Linked DNA regions of Homo sapiens: all the other regions are linked to region 1. Evidence: chromatin contacts called from ENCODE Hi-C or POLR2A ChIA-PET data. All regions are on one chromosome and are shown on one strand. The core of a region is the stretch at or near the end of the contact, and the rest is flanking DNA. Distances in the headings are between cores, read along the strand shown.

Region 1 (4,408 bases), core at 908-3,407:
AACAAAAAATGTGCTGTTCAGGTTTTCAGCTTTAAGATATCTTTGGACAAAGTTATTTTTACTTTTTTGTTTTTTCATTAGAAGTGACCAAATTAAGCCAGGCGCAGTGGCTCACGCCTGTAATCCCAGCACTTTGGGAGGCTGAGGCAGGCGGATCACTTGAGGTCAGGAGTTCAAGACCAGCCTGGCCAACATGGTGAAACCCTGTCTCTACTAAAAATACAAAAATTAGCCAGGCATGGTGGTGGGCGTCTGCAGTCCCAGCTATTCAGGAGGCTGAGGCAGGAGAATCACTTGAACCTGGGAGGCGGAGGTTGCAGTGAGCCAAGATCGCGCCACTGCACTTCAGCCTGGGCGACACAGCAAGACTCCATCTGGGACAAAAAAAAAAAAAAAAAAGAAGTGACCAAATTAAGACGGTGAGACCTCTGAGACCAAATTTCTGTCCCATCTCCACCCCATTCCCAGCCGCTTACAGAGTGGATCATGTGCCCCTTACATTGAGGTGACCACTTGATTGCTCTCCTGCCTCCTTGAAAGAAAGAAGATTATGTTTTTGCCACTGATTTAGCCACATGAAACTCATCTCATCACCCTTTTCTGGGTTTGAAGCTGCTGTCTCTAAAAGTGCCATGTCATTGTGCTTTGTATCAGTCAGTGAGAAATCTTGAATAGCTTGTGTACAAAACTTTTTAAATGTCATATTATTTTGAAACTTTGCTTCTTTGGGTTTCTGGCACCCTGGCTACCCCCTCTGGCTGTGAGAGCTCTCCACAGTCTGTAGGCTGGCAGGTTGCTGATCTTTTAAAGTTTCTTTCCCTACCTAATCCCCACTTTTTGGTAAAGTTTCTAGGAGGTCTGTTAGGCGTACAAACTGCAGCTTATTGGCTTACAATGTACTCTCCTTTGATGCCTCTTTGACGACAACTGGGAGAAAAAGAAATCAATAGTGCAACTGTTTTGATACTGAAGACTGATGAGTGTCTTTTTGAAATAAAGAACCAGGCCACGCATGATCGCTCATGCCTATAATCTCTGCACTTTGGGAGGCCAAAGCAAGTGGATCACTTGGGGCCAGGAGTTTGAGACCAGCCTGGCCAACATGGTGAAACCCCATCTCTACTAAACAAAATGCAAAGAAATTGGCCAGGCATGGTGGCACATACCTGTAATCCCAGCTACTCAGGAGGCTGAGGCAGGAGAATTGCTTAAACCTGGGAGGCGGAGGTTACAGTGAGCCGAGATTGCACCATTGCCCTCCAGCCTGGGCGATAGAGCAAGACCCTGTCTCAAAAAAAAAAAAAAAAAAAAAAAAGAAAGAAAGAAATTAAGAACCAGTCCCTCCAAAAAAAGACCCAAACAAACAAGCAAACAAACCCTGACTGTACAGCACTGGTGAGGATGTCAAGCAATAAGAACTCTCACACATTGCTGGTGGGAAGGCCAAATAGTTCAACTTCTCCGGAAAACACTTGGCAGTTCCTTACAAAGATAAATATACACTTAACAAACTACCCAGAAATCTCTTTGGCATTTACTCAAGTGAAACAAAAGCCTATGTTGAACCAAAAAACATATGAAAATGTTCATATCAGCTTTAATTATAATCATGAAAAACTGGAAACCCCAAATGTTTCCCCATTGAGGAATGGTTAAACTGTAGTCGAGCTATACAATGTAACCCTATTCAGCAATAAAAAAAAGGATGTCTACCTTAAGTAAACAGGAGAGAGACCTGCTCTCCAGAACAGTTGCCCTCCAGGACAAGCAATTGATACATACAAAAACTTGGATAAACTTCAAATATATTGTGTTACTTAAAACAAAGAGTTTATTTGGGAATAGCAGGAGCGATATGCATGCTCTGGTGAACCACAGGCATATCCAAAGGAGTTTCCTTTTATAGACAAAAGGAAAAGTTCACAAAAGCTGCTTTGAAACAAGGACCATTGGTTACAGGGGCCTCCTGCAATAGTTGGCATCCACTCATTGGTGAAGGCAGCCATTGTTAGTCAAGTGTTCTTGTGCAAGAGGCTTATCTGAAATTTTTGAAATTGTTGTGGTTTTCAGAGAGTCCTTACAATCATTCCAGTCATAGGCATATGTGCACGAGAGCCCTTCCTTCAAGGCCCATGGGCTCCATTTTGTTCGGGGTCAACATAAGTGACTCCATTTTGATTACTGAAAACGTCCACAAGGACCAGCAATGGATACGTGCAAAAATGTGGATGAATCTCAAAGGTATCGTGTTACCTAAAAGAAGCCAAAGCTACTGTGTGATTTCATTTATATGGCATTCTGGAAAAGGCACAACTATGGTGATGAAGAACAGATCAGTGGTTGCCAGGGGATCAGGGTGAAGGGAAGGTTTGGTTACAGAGGGCCCTGGCCACATGACAGAATCTGCTTCTATATCTTGATTGTGATTGTGGTTTCTGATTCTATGCATTTTTCAAGACTCCTAGAACTACACACCAAAAAGAGTGACTCTCCGCTGCATGAAGTGGCTCTTGCCTTTAATCCCAACATTTTGGGAGGCTGAGGTGGGAGGATTGGGATCTCTAGAGCCCAGGAGTTCGAGACCACCCTGGGCAAAATAATGAGACTGCTTCGCTACAAAAAAATAAATTAGTCGGGCATGGTGGTGTGCATCGGTACTCCAGCTACTCAGGAGGCTAAGGTGGAAGCATTGCTTAAGGCTGCAGTGAGCTGTGATCACGCCATTGCACTCCAGCCTGGACAACAGAGCAAGATCCTGTCTCAAAAAAAAAAAAAAAGTGACTCTTACTATCTCCAAGTAAGTTTAAAAATAATTTTTAAATGTAAAAAATAAAAAATAGGTTATACTTTCCTATTGAAAATCAGACCACCTGCAAGTCTGGAGCATTGTTGATTTAGGGCATGCAAGGATGCTGGTCCAGGCCCTCCCAAGCATGAGCTAGCAAAAGTGCTGCACACTCACAGCCTGCTTTTCCTCTGGGCATTACTTTTGCCATAGCCTGCTGATCCCCAGGACAGGGGGACTGGCTTAGCAGCAAACCAAAGACAACGATTCCTGGGCAAGTGATTTATGAAGTGCTCCTAGGAGAAACTGGCAGGAGTGGGGGAAGAAGATAGGAAAGAGAAAAAGCCAAGCAAGAGTGCACTAGCAGATAGCGTCCCAGCCTCAATCTGATCCCACTGGGAGCCGAGGAATGTAAATTACAGCTCGGTTTGTGCCTGGAGGCAAAGGAGCTGGACTCATGCTCTTGTGTATCTGCCCATCTATGGCCAAGGGCCACCCGGCGGGGAAGTAAACTGCAGGCACTTCCAGGTCCTTGTGCTGTGCAGCCAGTGGCTCCAGGAGCCCAAGGGCAATCCTCTGAAGAAAAATCTCACATGGAAGCTGTCAGATGAAAACACCTGGAACCTGGGCAAACAGAAATGCTAAGAGGATCCGAGGGCAGCTGGGTAGAGCTCCAACAGTGCCCGCTCCACCAACTGTGGCTCATCCGCCGGACGTTTACTCCCAAAGCTCCTCCATGGGTCAAACCCAAAGGGCTGGGAAAGGTGGGCCCTGCCCCCAGCTCCTGCAGGAAACAGGAGATCAGGGGCACGAAGTCTTATCAGTAGTTGGATCCAAAGGGATGAAGTGGGAATGAGGTGAGAGGGTCTAAAGTATTTCCTGGAGACAGGCTTGGGGATCCCGGGAGCTTATCCTAACTTAATGCTGACCTCTCGGCCACATGAGGTTCCAGGGAATGAAACAGAGTTAAAGGTGGCAGCATGTGGCTCTTTACCCCAGACATGAAGGCAGTTAACTTGAGACCATAGCCCCCTGTTTATGTTCTAAAAGTTGCACTCATGGAAAGAGTGTACCCACGGGAGCAGGCAAGAGAAGAAAGCTTGAATCCCACGTACTGGTTCATGGACTGGTGCCTGTGCCCATGGTCCCCAGCAAGAATGTCCTGAGGTGGCCAATTATCCGTCGCAAGGAAGGCTGTCCTTTACTTTGGGATTATCTCTAACCTTTAGTTTTGAGGTGCAAGTTACCTATGGTTTCTGAAATGGTGGTGATACTAAATGGGGATCATGTTGTTTGTTTGCTATATATTACCTTTTTTTGGCAAAATAAAACAATAGCAGCTCTGCCTTGGAACATTAAATATGGGATGAAGGAAATTCAACCACCCGTGGAATACAGAATTGGGTACCTCTGGTGAGACGGGGATGTCAGTTTCTCTGCCTCACCTCAAGCTCTGGAGAGGGGCGTCCTGGGAACCACGCGACCTCCCACAGCTACCATTACAGTTGATGGAGCTAGAGATGGTCACCTGACTAGACACAGTGAATTCATTGGTTGATCAACAACCAATTAGAGCCAGGCATGGTGGCTCATACCTGTAATCCCAGAACTTTGGGAGGCCAA
Region 2 (4,408 bases), core at 619-3,118, 180 kb after region 1:
CTTTTCCATAATTCTATAATTTCTATAATTGCTTGTTTTATAATTTCTCTCCTCTACCAGACTGCAGGGCAGAAACTACAGGGAGTGTCTGTCTCAGTCAGTCTTTGAATCGGAACCCCACTAGATGGAGACAGGGCTACCCCGCCCCCCATTTCCTGGTGCGAATTGTGATCCTTCAAGAAGTGAAGGGAGTCCTGGAGCAGTCGCTCACGCCTGTAATCCCAGCACTTTGGGAGGCTGAGGCGGGCAGATCACTTGAGGCCAGGAGTTCAAGACCAATCTGGCCAACATGGTGAAACTCCGTCTCTATTAAAAATACAAAAAAATGGCCGGGCGCGGTGGCTCACGCCTGTAATCCCAGCACTTTGGGAGGCCAAGGCGGGCGGATCACGAGGTCACGAGATCGAGTCCATGCTCGCTAACACGGTGAAACCCCGTCTCTACTTAAAATACAAAAAAAAAAAAAAATTAGCCGGGCGTGGTGGCGGATGCCTGTAGTCTCAGCTGCTCTCGAGGCTGAGGCAGAAGAAGCAGAAGAATGGCGTGAACCCCGGGAAGCGGAGGTTGCAGTGAGCCGAGATCGCTCCACTGCACTCCAGCCTGGGCAACAGAGCAAGACTCTGTCTCAAAAAAAAAAAAAAAAAAGGAAATTAGCCGGGTGTGGTGGTGCACGCCTATAGTCCCAGCTACTCAGGAGGCGGAGGCACGAGAATCGCTCAAACCTGGGAGGGGGAGGTTGCAGTGAGCCGAGATCGCGCCACTGCACTCCAGCCTGGGCGACAGAGTGAGACTCCGTCTCAAAAAATTAAAAAGTGCAGGGAGTGGCTGAGATCTCCTAGGAAGCTGCAGGACTCAAAGCTTCAGCTTCATCCCGCCAGTCCAGTACTTCGAGTTTGCACCCTATCTGTATACTCATCTCATCCCACTCCTCCAAGACCATTCTTGGTCTGTATTTCCCACAATATCTATTCTGCGCCATGGCCCCGAGTCGCTAAGGCTGCCCTTCCTCCCCGACGCCCAGCAGATGCACACATGGAGGTGCTCAGTGTTTGCTGTCTCCAAAGCCCACAGTTTTGAGCCTGAGCACCAACCCCATCCCAGGTTCTTGCAGAGCACGGAACAGTCTGTCGGCACCCAGCGTTTGCTGGCCTGGGTCTGGGAACACCGCGTCCCGGCCGGGCACACCGCGCCAGCACCCACGGTGTCAGTTTAATTTGTAAAACTGCACCGGCCACGGTGCGCACTGCAGGCGCCAGGTGTTTGCTGGCTTGGGTCCCTAAGCTCTGAGTCCAGGCTGTGCACACAGGTGGCGCCTCTGCTGCTGTGGTCTGATTTTGAGACTACGTCCTAGCACGAGGCATACAGTCCGCTCCGCAGAAGTTCTTCGTGGTCAGGCCGCCGAGGCCCTCCTGCCCGCAGCTGCGACCGCACCCCCGTCCCGGGCCCCGCGCGCCGCCAAGCCGCCTCCCTGGCCGCGGCTGTTCCAGACCGCCCCGCCGTCGCCTCCCGCGCAGTTCCCTGCAGGGAGCCCCTCCCGCGCCCGCCCAAGGCCGCCCAGGCTGGCGCTGTTCCGGACCCGAGCCCCCTCCCCGCCGGCCTGGCTCTCCCCGGCTGTTCCGGCCCCGGAGCTCCCCCGCCGGGCCTCGGCTCCCGCGCTGTTCCCGCCCGCGCCCCTCCCGCCCCGCGGCTGTTCCAGCCCCGGCGCCCTCCGCCCCGCGGCCGCTGCGCGCCCTAGGCCGGGCGCTGCGAGGGCGCGGCGGGAGGGGGCGCAGCGCGGAACAGCCGCCTCCGCCGGCCCCGCCGCCGCTCACCCTCCAGGGCCTCAAAGATCGCCTGCGCCATCTTGGAGCCGCCGCCGTCGCCGCCACAGGAACCGAAGCCCGGCTACGCGAGCATTGTGGGAGCCGTGGCGGTTGAGTCGGGGCCGCCAGGGGGCGCCCAGGAGCCGCCGCCGAGCCCCCAGCCCTGGAAACCCAACCTAGGCTCGCGGGACCCCAGCATCTCTGGGCTGCCCTGGCTCCACTCGATAACCCAGTCACCGGGCCACCGAGTGTGGACCCCGCCTCACTTGAACGACCAAGTCTACACCGACCTTATATCCGCCGCACACGCGGAACTTCCCATCCCTATTATCTAAATCCGCATCCCCATCTCACCGGACCCGACCCCCCAGCTCTGACACAGAATCCCCCATTCCCACAGCACGTGAGTCCTCCAGGTCTGCTGCACGGACCCCATTTCCGCTGAGCACAGTATACCCCGACTCTGCAACAAACCATGACCCCTATCCCATCTCACCCAGACCACCCAACTGTCACAGGGATCTCCAGGCTGTACAACATAGATTCCCATCCCTCATCCCCTATTAGAGACTTCCCGCCCCTACTACCCTGCTCAACTCTGCCTGTTGGGAGCCCGCCTCAGCCTCCAGAGTAGCGGGGACTACCGGCACACGCCACCATGTCCTACTAATTTTTATTTTTATTTTTTTGTAGAGATCAGGGTCTCACTATTTTGTCCAGGCTGGTGTCAACTTCTGGCCTCCAGCGATCCTCACGTCTCGGCCTCCCAAAGCACTGGGATTACAGGCGTGGGTCTCCGTGCTGGGGATCCCATTATCTCTTAAGTAACTCCATCTCTTCACCCTCCATCCCTGCTTGTTGGGACCCCATTTCTGTCACATAAACCCCCAACACCCACCCCAGCCACTCCTAGCCCAGCCTCCGAGGGGTCCTATCCAGGTCTCACAGAATGAGAGGTGCTCCTCACTGGGACTTCCCCTACACACACAGACCCCTCTCATCTTCATTCATCCTCCATCAACTGCTTATTAACGGCCTGCTATGCACCAAGTCCCGTAATAGCTCTAGAGACATGGTGGTCCTTTCCCATGGAGTTAGAGGTGGGAAGAAAGACCGACATTAGGCCAGGCGCGGCGGCTCATGCCTGTAATCCCAGCACTTTGGGAGGCCGAGGCAGGCGGATCACGAGGTCAGGAGTTCGAGACCATCCTGGCCAACCTAGTGAAACCCCGTCTCTACTAAAAATATAAAAATTATCTGGGCATGGTGGCACGTGCCTGTAATCCCAGTTACTTGGGAGGCTGAGGCAGGAGAATTGCTTGAACCAGGGAGTCAGAGGTTGCAGTGAGCCGAGATCGTGCCACAGACTCCAGCCTAGCGACAGAGCAAGACTCTGTCTCAAAAAAAAAAAAAAAGACCGACATTAAATCTTAAAGGTTATTTAATTACAATGTGTATGCCGGCCACAGTGGTTCACACCTGTAATCCCAGCACTTTGGGAGGCTGAGGCTGGAGGATCATTTGTATCCAGGAGTTTGAGACCTGTCTGAGCAACATAGTGAGACCCCGTCTCAACAACAACAACAAAAGTAGCTGGGCATGGTGGTTTGCACTTGAGTACCAGCTACTCAGGAGGCTGAGGCAGGAGAATTGCTTAAGCCTAGGAAGTAGAGGCTGCAGTGGGCTATGATCTCACCACTGCACTCAAGCCTAGGCAACAGAGTGAGACCCTTTCTCAATAATCAATGTGTGATAGTGGTTTCAAAGTACCCTTGGGAAACAAGCAAGAGTTTAGGGAGTGCATAGAGGGGAGGGGGAAACTAAGGAAGGGGCTATTGTTAAAGAAAAAATTAGGCCGGGCACAGTGGCTCACGCCTGTAATCCCAGCACTTTGGGAGGCCAAGGTGGGCAGATCACCTGAAGTCGGGAGTTTGAGACCAGCCTGACCAACATGGAGAAACCCCGTCTCTACTTAAAAACAATAAATAAATAAAATTAGGTGGCCATGGTGGCACATGCCTATAATCCCAGCTACTCGGGAGGCTGAGGCAGGATAATTGCTTGAACCCGGGAGGCGAAGGTTGCGGTGAGCCGAGATCACGCCACTGCACTCCAGCCTGGACAACAAAAGCAAAACTCCATCTCAAATTTAAAAAAAAAAAGAAAAAGAAAAAATTATTTACCTGGGTGTGGTGGCTCCTCTGTAATCCCAGCACTTTGGGAGGCTGAGGTGGCGGGAGGATTGCTTGAGCCCAGAAATTGGAGACCAGCCCAGGTAACATAGTCAGACCAGCATCTCCACAAATGATTTTTAAAAATATTAGCCAGGTATGTGGCACATACCTATAATCCCAGCTACTAGGTAGGGATGCTGAGGTGAGAGGATTTCTTGAGCCAGAGAAGTCAAAGCTGCAGTGAGCCATGATCATGTCACTGCATGCCAGCCCGGGTGACAGAATGAGACCCTGTCTCAAAAAAAAAAAAAAAAAAAGAAAAAAAATTGTTCAATGATCTTTGCTAAAACACAAACACAATAAGGAAGGCTTTATTCAGAACTACTGCGATAGGTACCACTACAAAGGGGCCTTGCAGTGGGGGAGAGAGAC
Region 3 (4,408 bases), core at 1,093-3,592, 130 kb after region 1:
GAGAATCACTTAAACCCAGGAGGCGGAGGTTGCAGTGAGCCGAGATCGCACCACTGCACTCCAGCCTGGGCGGCAGAGTGAGACTCTGTCTCAAAAAAGAAACAAAAAAAAAAAGTAAGTCAGACCATGCCACACCATTGCTTAACCCACCTCCCACCTTGGCCTACAAGGCCCTGTGGTCTGACCCACTCCCACCTCTCAGACCTCATCCTTCTCCTTTCTCCACCTCACTCACTCTGCTCTGGCCACCCTGGCCTCCTTGACCTACCTTGAACACACCAGGCTCATTCCCACCTCAGGGCCTTGGCACTGGCTGTTCCTGTTCCCCGGAACACTCTTCCCCAAGTCTTCCCCAGGCAGTGCCTTCTCATCCTTCATATCTCAGCTCAAATGTCACCTCCCCAAAGAGGCCCTCCTGGCCACCCTGTCTCAAGTTGCCCCCCACGATGCACTCCCAGTCACTCCCTATTACATCACTCAGTTTTATTTTCTTCTTACCACTTCTTACCTGGAATTATTTATTATTTGCTTACTTGGTTATTGTCTGTCTCCTCCACTAGCAAGTGGTCCCTGTTCCAGATACCACATCTTGCCCATTCACAAGCTGCTCCCAGCACCAGTGAGAACTTGTTACATTAAAGAGTCAGACAGATGGGGATCCAAGCCCAGCGCCTTCCCATTTCTGACCTGCTGGGCCTCCTCATTCAAAATATGGGGTGTGAGTCCCAAACAGACCTGCCTGTCACTCATTCTTACAATTGTCACATGGCTGGATGCAGTGCCTCATGCCTGTAATCCCAGCACTTTGGGAGGCTGAGGTGGGCAGATCACCTGAGGTCAGGAGTTCAAGACCAGCCTGGCCAATACGGTGAAACCCTGTCTCTACTAAAAATACAAACATTAGCCAGGCGTGGTGGCACCTGCCTGTAACCCCAGCTACTCAGGAGGCTGAGGCAGGAGAATCACTTGAACCTGGGAGATGCAGGATGCAGTGAGCTGAGATCACGCTACTGCACTCCAGCCTGGGCGACACAGTGAGACTCCATCTCAAAAAAAAAAAAAAAAAAAAGGGAGATTGTCACAGAGTCTGACATAGTTTGTATCTGTGTCCCCACCTAAATCTCATGTTGAACTATAATCCCCAGTGCTGGAGGTGAGTTCTGGTGGGAGGTGATTGGATCATGGGGGTGGATTTCTCATGAATGGTTTAGGACCATCCCCTTGGTGCAGTCCTCAGGATAGTGAGTGAGTTCTCATGAGATCTAGCTGTTTAAAAGTGTATGGCGCCTCCCTCTCTCTCTATCTGGCTCCTGCTCTGGCCATGTGACATGTCTACTTCCCCTTCTCCTCCTGCCATGAGTAAAAGCCTCCTGAGGCCTCCCCAGTGGCAGATCTGCTAGCTCAGACACTATGCTTCCTGTACAGCCTGCTGAACCGTGAGTCAAATAAGCCTCTTTTCTTATAAATTACCCAGTCTCAGGTATTTCTTTATAGCAGTGCAAGAATGGCCTAATACAGAGTCAAAAAACACAACTGTGCCAAACAGCTCATAAACATGTCCTCACAACAGCAGTCTCAGGCCACCAACCACTCTGAAGGGAGAAAAGACACCACCATCTCCCCATCATGAAAACATGTGCCAGCTAAGGAAGAAAGGGTATTATCAGACAAAAAAAGAAAAGAAAAAAGAAAACATTTGCCAGCATATTGACCTATTTACAATGAGTTATCAGTGAGGAATGTCACAGGTAGGTGAACAATTCAAAGCAAAAACCAAAAGGCAGGCTGTGTAGAGTACTGCCTGTGGGAAACCCCAGGCAGGCTGCACCTGCGAAGGGCCCAGGGGAGCCCCATAGACCGCACTCTGAAACTACACACTAGCCAGGCGCACTCTGAAACCACACACTAGCCAGGCGCGGTGGCTCATGCCTGTAATCCCAGCACTTTGGGAGGCCGAGGTGGGCGGATCACTTAAGGTCAGGAGTTCGAGACCAACCTGGCCAACATGGAGAAATGCCGTCTTTACTAAAAATACAAAAATTAGCCAGGTGTGGTGGCTCACACCTGTAATCCCAGCTACTCAGGAGGCTGAGGCACAAGAATCACTTGAACCCAGGAGGGCAGAGGTTGCGGTGAGCCAAGATCATGCCACTGCACTTCAGCCTGGGTGACGGAGAGAGACTCTGTCTCAAAAAAAATAAAAAAAGAAAAGAAAAAGAAAGAAGCCACATACTAAATGCCTCCAGGCAGCAAGAAAGGGAAGGTGGGGTGGGAGCAGAGGTACCAGGAGGGCAGAGACTTAACTAGCTGGTGAGATGGGAAAGGACAGAATCTCACATGCTTCAGGGGCTGGGTTTGGGGGAGACATAGATTTGTGTCAGAGATTGTTTACCAATAGCCAGGAAAATTAAAATCTCCTGCCAGAAACAGCACCTGAATTAAGTCATCCAAGGTAACATCACCAGTAATAGAGCAAATCAACATCACATGCCTCCTGATATGACACACGGAGGAGGACACAGTATTTGTTGTGACATTCCTGACAAAAGTGCATGACCTGAATTTAATCATAGGGTAAAATCAGGCAAACCCAAACTGAGGACATTCTACAGAATAACCTGTCTATACTCTTCAGAAATATCAAGGTCTCGAAGACAAAGACAGAAGGAGGAACTGTTCCAGCTTATAGGACACAAGAGAGACGAGAGAGACATGACAACTGAATTCAACATGTGATTCTGGTTCAAAAAAACCTTTTTTTTCTTTTTCTCTAAAGCATGTTATTGGAACAATTGGAAAATTCTGAGTAAGGCCTGTAATTAGATAATAGAATTGTACTGATATTAACTTCCTGATTTCTTTTTCTTCTTTTTTTTTTTTTTTGAGACAAGAGTCTCGCTCTGTCACCCAGGCTGGAGTGCAGTGGCCCGATCTCGGCTCACTGCAACTTCCGTCTCCCAGGTTCAAGGGATTCTCCTGCCTCAGCCTCCCAAGTAACTGGGAATACAGGTGCCCGCCACCACACCCAGCTAATTTTTATAATTTAGTAGATACGGCATTTCGCCATGTTGGCCAGGCTGGTCTCGAACTCCTGACTTCAGGTGATCCGCCCACCTCAGCCTCCCAAAGTGTTGGGATTACAGGTGTGAGCCACCGCACCTGGCCTGATTTTTTTTTTTTTTTTTTTTTTTTTTTGAGATAGGGTCTCACTCTGTCCTTCAGGCGGGAGTGCAGTGGTGCGATCTCAGCTCACTGCAACCTGTACCTCCCGGGCTAAAGCAATTCTTCTGCCTCAGCCTCCTGAGCAGCTGAGACCACAGGCATATGCTACCATACCCACCTCTTTTTTTTTTTTTTTTTTTTTTTGGTAAAGACGGGGTTTTGCCACGTAGTCCAGGTTGGTCTCAAACTTCTGGGCTCAAGCAATCTGTCTACCTCAGCCTCCCAAAGTGCTGGGATTACAGGCATGAGCCACCGCACAGAGCCCAACTTCCTGATTTTGGTAACTATAGTATATTGCCCTTATGGAAGAGGTTATCCTTGTTTTTAGGAAATACAGGCCAGGTGTGATGGCTTACGCCTGTAATCCCAGCACTTTGGGAAGGCCAGGCAGGAGGATCACTTGAGGCCAGGAGTTCAAGACCAGCCTGGGCAACACAGTAAGACCCTGTCTCTACAAACAAACAAACAAACAAATTTACCTAGGAGTGATGGCGCCTGCCTGTAGTCCTAGCTACTGGGGAGGCTGAGGCAAGGCGACCACACCTGTGAATAGCTGATGCACTCTAGACTGGACAACACAGTGAGACTCTGTCTCTAAAAAAATAAAAATTGGCCAGGTGTGTGGCTCACGCCTATAATCCCAGACCTTTGGGAGAACAAGGCAGGTGGACCGCTTGAGCCCAGGAGTTCCAGACCAGTCTGGTCAACATGGTGAAATTCCATCTTTATAAAAAATAAAAAATTAGCCAGGCCTGGTGGCACACACCTGTGGTCCCAGCTACTCAGGAGGCTGAGCTGGAGGATTGCTTGAGCCCCGGAGGCGAAGGCTGCAGTGAGCTGTGATCATGCTACTGTGCTCTAGCCTGGGTGACAGAGTGAGATCCTGTCTCAAAAAAAAAAAAAGGCCAGGTGCAGTGGCTCATGCCTGTAATCCCAGCACTTTGGGAGGCCAAGGTAGGAGGATCACTTGAGCCCAGGAATTTGAGACAAGCCTGAGCAATATGGCGAAACCCTGTTTCTACAAAAAGTTTAAAAAAAAAAATCAGATGGGCATGGTGGTGCATGCTTGTAGTCCCAGCTACCCAGGAGGCTGAGGTGGGAGAATCACCTGAGACTGGGGAGGTCAAGGGTCAAGGCTGCAGTGAGCCATGATCATGCCACTGCTTTCCAGCCTTGGTGATGGAGT

The links. A loop is a pair of places that touch in the nucleus more often than their neighbours do. ChIA-PET counts read pairs that join two places held with the same protein, here RNA polymerase II (POLR2A). Pooled maps may share reads with other maps.
Region 2: a map of PC-9 shows a loop between it and region 1 (11-fold over the local background). The contact joins the promoter of ZNF341 here to the enhancer-like site in region 1. A Hi-C loop is called at or near these places in 3 of 168 maps with a recorded cell type or tissue (Caco-2, Calu3 and PC-9) and 7 of 50 pooled maps. POLR2A ChIA-PET finds 5 or more read pairs at or near these places in 5 of 52 experiments (MCF 10A, PC-9, RWPE1 and 2 more).
Region 3: a pooled map shows a loop between it and region 1 (2.6-fold over the local background). The contact joins two enhancer-like sites. A Hi-C loop is called at or near these places in 1 of 37 single-sample maps with no recorded cell type and 3 of 50 pooled maps. POLR2A ChIA-PET finds 5 or more read pairs at or near these places in 4 of 52 experiments (Caco-2, GM12878, OCI-LY7 and 1 more).

What each region holds. Positions count from the first base shown.
Region 1 is chr20:33,907,345-33,911,752 of GRCh38, reverse strand. It overlaps the pseudogene TPM3P2. Among named protein-coding and RNA genes, the nearest start is that of RALY, 84 kb to the left of the region's middle. RefSeq lists an enhancer at 3,425-3,926. Within about 2 kb of position 2,157, at least 6 of the 41 ENCODE cell types and tissues checked have a DNase peak (open chromatin) inside an H3K27ac peak, as active enhancers do; they include OCI-LY7 and PC-9, where a contact is called at or near this core.
Region 2 is chr20:33,729,456-33,733,863 of GRCh38, reverse strand. ZNF341 (zinc finger protein 341) reads right to left here and starts at 1,868. Exons shown (of 15, transcript NM_001282933.2): 1 at 1,812-1,868. The coding sequence starts at 1,842. It overlaps LOC124904890 (a long non-coding RNA gene), which reads left to right and starts at 1,881. Exons shown (of 2, transcript XR_007067569.1): 1 at 1,881-2,218. RefSeq lists enhancers at 1-499, 2,168-2,227, 2,238-2,297 and a silencer at 1,348-2,057.
Region 3 is chr20:33,776,110-33,780,517 of GRCh38, reverse strand. All of the region lies in intron 10 of ZNF341 (zinc finger protein 341), which reads right to left. Among named protein-coding and RNA genes, the nearest start is that of ZNF341-AS1, 33 kb to the left of the region's middle. RefSeq lists enhancers at 1,161-1,455, 1,491-1,780 and a silencer at 1,871-1,920. Within about 2 kb of position 2,342, at least 11 of the 41 ENCODE cell types and tissues checked have a DNase peak (open chromatin) inside an H3K27ac peak, as active enhancers do; they include OCI-LY7, where a contact is called at or near this core.